2 separate regions of the Homo sapiens genome follow, and region 2 is linked to region 1. The links are chromatin contacts, found by Hi-C or POLR2A ChIA-PET in ENCODE. All regions are on one chromosome and are shown on one strand. The core of a region is the stretch at or near the end of the contact, and the rest is flanking DNA. Distances in the headings are between cores, read along the strand shown.

The links. Hi-C counts contacts between places; a loop is a spot of excess contacts on that map. ChIA-PET counts read pairs that join two places held with the same protein, here RNA polymerase II (POLR2A).
Region 2: a map of GM13977 shows a loop between it and region 1 (4-fold over the local background). The contact joins the enhancer-like site here to the promoter of MAP1LC3A in region 1. A Hi-C loop is called at or near these places in 1 of 168 maps with a recorded cell type or tissue (GM13977). POLR2A ChIA-PET finds 5 or more read pairs at or near these places in 2 of 52 experiments (MCF 10A and OCI-LY7).

What each region holds. Positions count from the first base shown.
Region 1 is chr20:34,556,488-34,560,367 of GRCh38, forward strand. MAP1LC3A (microtubule associated protein 1 light chain 3 alpha) reads left to right here and starts at 2,231. Exons shown (of 4, transcript NM_032514.4): 1 at 2,231-2,421; 2 at 2,721-2,776; 3 at 2,860-2,966; 4 at 3,249-3,858. The coding sequence starts at 2,382. The coding sequence ends at 3,411. RefSeq lists silencers at 1,933-2,022, 2,363-2,412.
Region 2 is chr20:34,937,226-34,941,105 of GRCh38, forward strand. The region is part of intron 6 of GSS (glutathione synthetase); the gene reads right to left. Among named protein-coding and RNA genes, the nearest start is that of GSS, 17 kb to the right of the region's middle. Within about 2 kb of position 1,411, at least 13 of the 41 ENCODE cell types and tissues checked have a DNase peak (open chromatin) inside an H3K27ac peak, as active enhancers do.

The DNA of each region.
Region 1 (3,880 bases), core at 981-3,480:
GTCCTTTTTTTTTTGGTTGTTTGGTTTATTAGTTACTCAAAGAGGTCTTATGTCTCCCTATGATGGAGGACCTGGCAATTTCTCCTTGTGTTCTTAATATATTTTCAGCCTCTTTTTTTTTTTTTTCGAGACAGAGTCTCACTCTGTTGCCCAGGCTGGAGGGCAGTGGCGCAATCTCAGCTCACTGCAACCTCCGCCTAGCAGGTTCAAGCAATTCTTGTGCCTCAGCCACCTGAGTAGTTGGGATGACAGGCGTGCACCACCACGCCCAGCTAGCTAATCTTTGTATTTTTAGTAGAGACAGAGTTTTGCCATGTTGGCCAGGCTGGTCTTGAATTCCCAGCCTCTAGTGATCCACCCACCTCGGCCTCCCAAAGTGCTGGGATTACTGGCATGAGCCACTGCGCCTGGCCTATTTTCAGCCTTAAAAACAAAAACCCTGGAACATAGAAGTTCAGAACTTTCCTCTCTTCACAGAGTTCCTCCTCGCATCATTTCATGTTGATCCTCTTATCCCCAGTGTCTTCTGCCTGAAGGCCTATTTTGTCTGAGTTTTCTATAGGTACATCTTTTGGTTAGTTTTTCTCTAGTACACCTTTTCCCATCGTTTTACTTTTTGGTGCCCTTAGGTTTTAAATTTCCTCTTGTAAATAGCATAGAGCTGCATCTTATTTTTTCTTGGCCAATCTGGTCATCTGTGTTTTAAGAGGTGAATGTAAACCACATTTTCTACCTCTGGTTTTGTACTATATATTTACCATCCCTTTTACTTTGCTTCCTTTTTCTCCCTTTCTGCCTTCCATTATAGTTTTAATACCCATCACTACCCTTTTCTCTGCATTGGCAGTTATAGTTCCGTTTGTATTCTTTTGGTGATCCTCTTAAATATCTGAAATACACACCTGACTTTACAAAGCCAGACAATGCTCAGTCTCTTTAACCCCCTCTCAAATTGCCCTCTCAGTCTTCCATGTTCTTGTGTCTCATGCATCTTGTTTCTGTGGCCCACAAATTAATCATTATTATTCATATTGCATATTAAATGCTTGTTTAGATTCACATGTTTACCAATTTGCTCACCATTTTTCCATCTAATTTCTTCCTTTTGGGTTCCATGTCCTTGTTACTAAACTACATTCTTTAAAAATTATTTCGGCGGCCAGGCGTGGTGGCTCACACCTGTAATCCCAGCACTTTGGGAGGCCGAGGCGAGTGGATCACGAGGTCAGGAGATCGAGACCATCCTGGCCAACATGGTGAAACTCCATCTCTACTAAAAATACAATAATTAGCTGGGGGTGGTGGCAGGCGCCTGTAATCCCAGCTACTGAGGAGGCTGACTGAGGCAGGAGAATCGCTTGAACCCGGGAGGCAGAGGTTGCAGTGAGCTGAGATCGCACCACTGCACCCCAGCCTGGCGACAGAACGAGACTTCGTCCCCCTCCCCCCTCCCCCAAAAAAATGTTGATCTTCAGTCTGCGCATTCTGCTCTGGATTTTAAGCATCATTTCTGGCAGCTCTTTTTCAGGAACTGTCTCTGCAGGTCTTTCAGTGTTCGCCTCTGGAGCTCTGCTCGGGCCCGCGAGTTCTCCTGGCGTTGCCATCTGTGCCCTTTTCCTTATTCCCCATCACCTGTCTCTCTGGTGAGCTGCTTCCGATCAGCCTCCAGGTCCACGATTTCTCTTCTGTTGTCCTTTTCTGCCTTCTCACCTCATCCTCTGAGACCTGAATTTCGATGGCTCTACTTTTCAATTATATTATTCTTTTTCAAACCTGGGCGTTCATTTCTAGCATCCTGTTCTATCCTGTGTCTGACTGTGCCTCCCGCACCTTCTCCCTTCTCTCGCCCTAAGCCCCGTGAAGGCGCCGGGCCTTTGGCTCCGGCTGTTTCCCACGGCGCCCAGAACCGCGTCAGTCCTGACACAGACTCGGTGAGGGCGGGAAGTGGTGCCGTGGGGCTGCAGCCTGGCCCGCCCGCTCCATCGGCCTAGGGCGGCCCCACCGCCCTCCGGGCCTTACCTTGAGTTCGGGCTGCGGGAGAAGCTCCCGCGCTGCCCATGACGTCACGGGACTGTGACGCGCCCAGAAGCCCCGCCCCTCGCGTCCCGGTCCGCGGACCCAGGCTCTCTGCGCCGTGACGTCACGGGTCCGGGCGGGCGGGTTGTGCGTCGGCCCAATGGGAGCGGCGCACTGGCCTCCCCTTTAAGGAATGTTGTGACCTGACGTCACCGGGCGAGTTACCTCCCGCAGCCGCAGCCGCCGTGCTCAGCGCGAGCCCCGGAGCCCTTGAGCGCGAGGCGCGGAGCCCCCGGAGCCCCCAAACCGCAGACACATCCCCGCGCCCCAGAGCCCCGGCCTGCGCGCCCAGCCGGGCCCGCGCGATGCCCTCAGACCGGCCTTTCAAGCAGCGGCGGAGCTTCGGTGAGGCCCGGCAGGCGAGCTGCGAGCTCTGGGGCAGGGGTGCCGGCCGACCCCGACTGCCGCAGGTGACGTCAGCCCCGTGACGTCAGGCTCTGGCTGGACCCTCGGGCTGGGACCAGCTCCGGCCTGGGCGGGGGCTGCCCGCTTCCCCACCGCGATAGGTGCCAGGGGCTGTGGGGCCTGATGGCCCCGGGGGTGGGGGCTGGAGCTGGGGCGTGGCCGGGGGCCGCCCCTCCGGGACAGGCGGGGCGGACCTGGGCCGGCCCGACCCGGCCTCACGGTCTGGCCGCTGTCCGCAGCCGACCGCTGTAAGGAGGTACAGCAGATCCGCGACCAGCACCCCAGCAAAATCCCGGTGAGTCCCGCACCCCCAGCCCTGCCCCGCCCCCGCCTCGCGCGTTCCCGACACGACCCCCTGCCCGCCCGCCCTGCTCCCAGGTGATCATCGAGCGCTACAAGGGTGAGAAGCAGCTGCCCGTCCTGGACAAGACCAAGTTTTTGGTCCCGGACCATGTCAACATGAGCGAGTTGGTCAAGATCATCCGGTGCGTGGGCAGCCGCCGCCAGGAGGTGGCTAGGGTCGGGAGGGGAGCCGGGTTCCCGCCGAGAAGGGGTGGGAGTGGGGTCAGGGGTGATGGGACCGGGCGGTGGGCCCCTGTTCTGGGGTGGCTGGAAAGGTCAAGGTCGGGGCTGCAGTCGGTGTTGGGTCAGAGGTGACAGCTGGGGTGAGAATGGGTGTGAAAGGCTGGGAATCATTCTGGGGGTCAGGGCTATGTCCGTCCCGCAGCCAAGCCCCTCACAGCTGCATACTCTCCCGCCGGCTGCAGGCGCCGCCTGCAGCTGAACCCCACGCAGGCCTTCTTCCTGCTGGTGAACCAGCACAGCATGGTGAGTGTGTCCACGCCCATCGCGGACATCTACGAGCAGGAGAAAGACGAGGACGGCTTCCTCTATATGGTCTACGCCTCCCAGGAAACCTTCGGCTTCTGAGCCAGCAGTAGGGGGGCTCGGCCTGGGAGTCGGGCGGCCCCGGTCAGGCCCTGCCCAGAGAGCTCCTGGTTCCTGAACTGAGCTGCCTCTACCGTGGTGGGCTGGGCAGGCATGTGCCCCCCTAGTCAGAGGGCACCAACCCACCTACTCTGCCCCTGGGTGGATCCTGGGCCGGTCGTGTTAGGGTTGTCCCTCTGGGTGCTGGCTGGTGGGATGGGGGAGGGTGGGGAGCAGCTCCCAGCACCCCTGCTGTGTGGTTCATCTTTTTTTTAGGCCCCTGCCTGTCTGCCCATCTGCCCCTCACCCACCCGAGGCTCTGCCCACCGCCTGGACCTGCCCACCCCTGAAAGACTGGCCCCTGGCTCCCCGCCCCTCGGTCTCCACGTGGTGTATGGATCTGTGGTCATTGTCCCTCTGCAGAATAAAGATTGCTCAGGCCTGCCTGGCCCTGTGCCTCCAGCCGCTTGCT
Region 2 (3,880 bases), core at 161-2,660, 380 kb after region 1:
ATAGAAAACTTCAAAAATGAAGATGCCTCTGACCCTTCTCCAGTGGGCAGATGAAATATTGTAATGATGTCATGGGTTGATGAATTTCTGTGCAAATTAAAATTTAGATTTAAAACCATCTCAAAAACCCAAGAGGACTTTTTCTTAGAACTTAACATAATTCTAAAATCTTTCTGGAAGAATAAACAAGTGGGAGTATTGAGGAACATTTTGTAAAAGAACAATGCAGGGGGTCCGGGGCTAATGGCTCTATTACTAGATTGTAAAGGATACAATAAAGGAATGTGGTTCTTACACAAGATGGAACCCTACAGAAACCCACAGGGCCAACTACAAACAACGACATTATCTCCTGGGCCCTCCCAAGATTCCTATAATGTACACAGGGCCACATTTGATCTCATAGTATTAATGAGATCACTAGGGCTTATGTGGCTTCTTCCTCTCTGATTATTCATGTATTTCTTAAAGAGGCAGGGGCTTGAGGGCTCAGGGAAAAGCTTATGCCAGGGAACTATCTGTTTGGCTGCCAGCTAACATATTTCCGTTGTCAAAGATAGGTCCAGTCCCCTAAGAGATTCCTAGGGCTAATGCTCAGCAGTACCAAACTGCATTTTTTTTCTTTTACATTTTATTTTATTTATTTTTTTGAGACGGAGTCTCCCCCTGTTGCCCAGGCTGGAGTGCAGTGGCACAATCTAGGCTCACTGCAACCTCCACCCCCTGGGTTCCAGCGATTCTCCTGCTTCAGCCTCCCGGGTAGCTGGGATTTCAGGTGTGCACCACCCCCGCCGGCTAATTTTTGTAGTTTGAGTAGAGATGGGGTTTCACCATGTTGGCCAGGCTGGGCTCGAACTCCTGACCTCAGGTGATCTGCCCGCCTCGGCCTCCCAAAGTGTTAGCATTACAGGTGTGAGCCACTGCGCTCAGCCTCCAAACTCCATTTTTGCTGTGACTGTACTGCTTTGTGTCTGTGGCTTCTTCCTGAGACCCATGGAACCCTAGGCTTTGGCTTAGGATTCTAAGTGTGTATTCCCTGACCTCCTCTGCTTAGCCTCTCTTGTCTATCTCTGCTTCTCCTGACCTTGGCTGAACCTCTTAGTCTAAACTCTGTTTGCCTGACTCCTTTCTGCTTAGCCAAAATATAGGTCTTAGTAAGTCCCCTCTCCTGGTTTGCCTGAAATCTCATGAGGTCAGATGTGATGTTAAGCTGAGTCTTGGCTTTGAGTTGGGTGCCTGAGAGACAAACTAAAAGTGGTGCTCTCACAAGTCATCTTGCCCTGAGAGAGTCCTAAGGGCCAATGGCTTTGCTCTTCACTTTGCAGCCTAAACTGTCCCGCTCATGGGTGAGGGTGTGTGTGGGAGGGAGGCAGTTGGCCCAGGCTGGCCCACCTCCAAAAAGAGGCGGAGGAGGAAGGCTGGCAGCTGGAGGTTAAAGAGGAACTGCACGCCCCAGCTAATTAAGTCAGCCTGCCAACTGCTAAACAATCAGAGCTGGGCTCAGAAAACATATTTGACCTCTCCTGCCTTCAGTTCTGAGCAGTTCTCAGCAGTCTGTTTCCTAGTAGGAAAGTTGTCAGCTAAGGACGCATGCGGGCTGGGGGTGAGGACCCCTGAGTCGTAGGTAGTCCAGGCTCTGCCAGTGACTTGTAGTGTGTCTTGGTAATTGACTTGGGTAAGGCAATTTCGTTCCTTGGGCCCTGGTTTTCCCATCTATAAAATAAGAGTGTTATGGCTGGGCATGGTAGCTCACGCCTATAGTCCCAGCACTTTAAGAGGCCGAGGCGGGCGGATTGCCTGAGGTCGGGAGTTTGAGACCAGCCTGACCAACATGGAGAAACCCCGTTTCTACTAAAAATACAAAATTAGCCAGGCGTGGTGGTGGGCACCTGTAATCCCAGTTACTTGGGAGGCTAAGGCAGGAAAATCCCTTGAACCTGGAAGGTGGAGGATGTAGTGAGCCGAGATCGTGCCATTGCACTCCAGCCTGGGCAACAAAAACGAAACTCTGTCTCAAAAAAAAAGAAAAAAATTGGTGTTAAAAAGATCACAGTTCCCAAACTTTTATCACCAGTAGTCCCCTTTTCTTATTCTACTCATTCTAACCACAGGCCCTATGCTTTGAGAGTTTGTCTAAATTGAAATTGTAAGTCATTTTGCAGGCTTCCATTTTTAAGAAATTTTAAAAATCATGAGATAATTGACGAAAATTAATCTGCTCTACCAATGCAGTTTTTCAGTCAATACTGTGGAACCATATCTCTTAAAGGCAGAATAGGGAAGTAGAGAGAACATAGGCTTTAGAGGCAGATGAATTCTATACTTACCGGTTGTGTAACTTTGGGCAAGTTATTCAAACTCTCTTAGCCTCAGTTTGCTGTTGTATGAATTAAAACTAATACTTGTCAAATGATAGCTATTATTATTATTATTTGGGTTTGTTTTTTGTTTTTTTTTTTTTTGAGATGGAGTCTCGCTCTGTCGCCCAGGCTGGAGTGCAGTGGGGTGATCTTGGCCACTGCAACTTCCACCTCCCGGGTTCAAGTGATTCTCCTGCCTCAGCATCCCAAGTAGCTGGGACTACAGGTGCCTGCCACCATGCCTGGCTAATTTTTGTATTTTTTAGTAGAGACAAGGTTTCACCATGTTGGCCAGGCTGGCCTTGAACTCCTGACCTCTGATGATCCACCCGCCTCGGTCTCCCAAAGTGCTGGGATTAGAGGTGTGAGCCACTGCACCCGGCCTATTATTATTATTGAAAGTACCACATAATGATCCACACAGATTTTTAAAAACATTTTTCAGATCCATGATCTCATTTAATTCTCACTAACACCCCTTTAGGTATTATTATTACTCCTATTTTACAAATGAGGAAACTGAAGCTCAGAGAAGAACTAACTTGCCAAGGTCATGTGCTATGTCAGCAGAAGAACCTATCTCACTCTCACAATGGGGGAAGCCAGTTCTGGCTCAGGTGCCACATAACTCCTACCTACCAGTGCCTAATTTTGGACACACAAGTATTTTCTGTCCACGTTACTGACAGGCTGGCAGGCAAAACCCTCTGCAGCATTTGTCTGTCAGCAGTTCCCCAGCTGACCCATCCCCTGGCTTCACTCTCTTAAAATACAACCTAGCCAATATACTTGAAAGAATATTTGTCTGATGACTTCTAAATGCTTACAGTCTGAGGTTTCTTTGGGCTTAGTGAGGCTTAGCAAGGACAGAGAGGCTCCCTTGGAGGTAAGAGCATGATTAAGAGTGGAGGTTTTAGAGGGAGGTAGACTTTGGGATCTGCCACCAACTCATCACTTAGCCTTAACAATTCACTTCGTTTCTCAGAACCTCAGTTTCCTCATCTGTAAAATGAGGGAGTTGAACAGTATTGACCTCAGAGAGCTTATTATGAGAATTCAATGAGATCCTGTATGTACAGAGCTTAGCACAAGGTGTAGCACTAGTAAGTGTACATTAAGGACTATTAATGCTATATTAACATTGCAATAACTGTTAGTATAGCGGCCCCTCGATGATCTGAAAATCACTTACCTAACATCTTCACTTGAGAAATAGGAAGAAAGCAAAAAATGCCTCTAAGCAGTTAAAAAGGATACCATAAAATTTCGTAGTCAAAGCTTATGCATTTACTCATCCAAGAGGCCCTCACACTCTTCAGACCCAATCATAACAATCTGGATCATTTGTTTTCCCAAACCACAGCAAATCAGAAGGGAGGCATGGGCATGGGGGGTGGAGGATTCCAAATTCAAGCATACCAACAGCAGTCAAAAGTAAGAGCTGAGAATTGGGAAACAGACAAGAAAACTATGAAGAAAATGAATGAGAGGCCGGGTGCAGTGGCTCATGCCTGTAATCC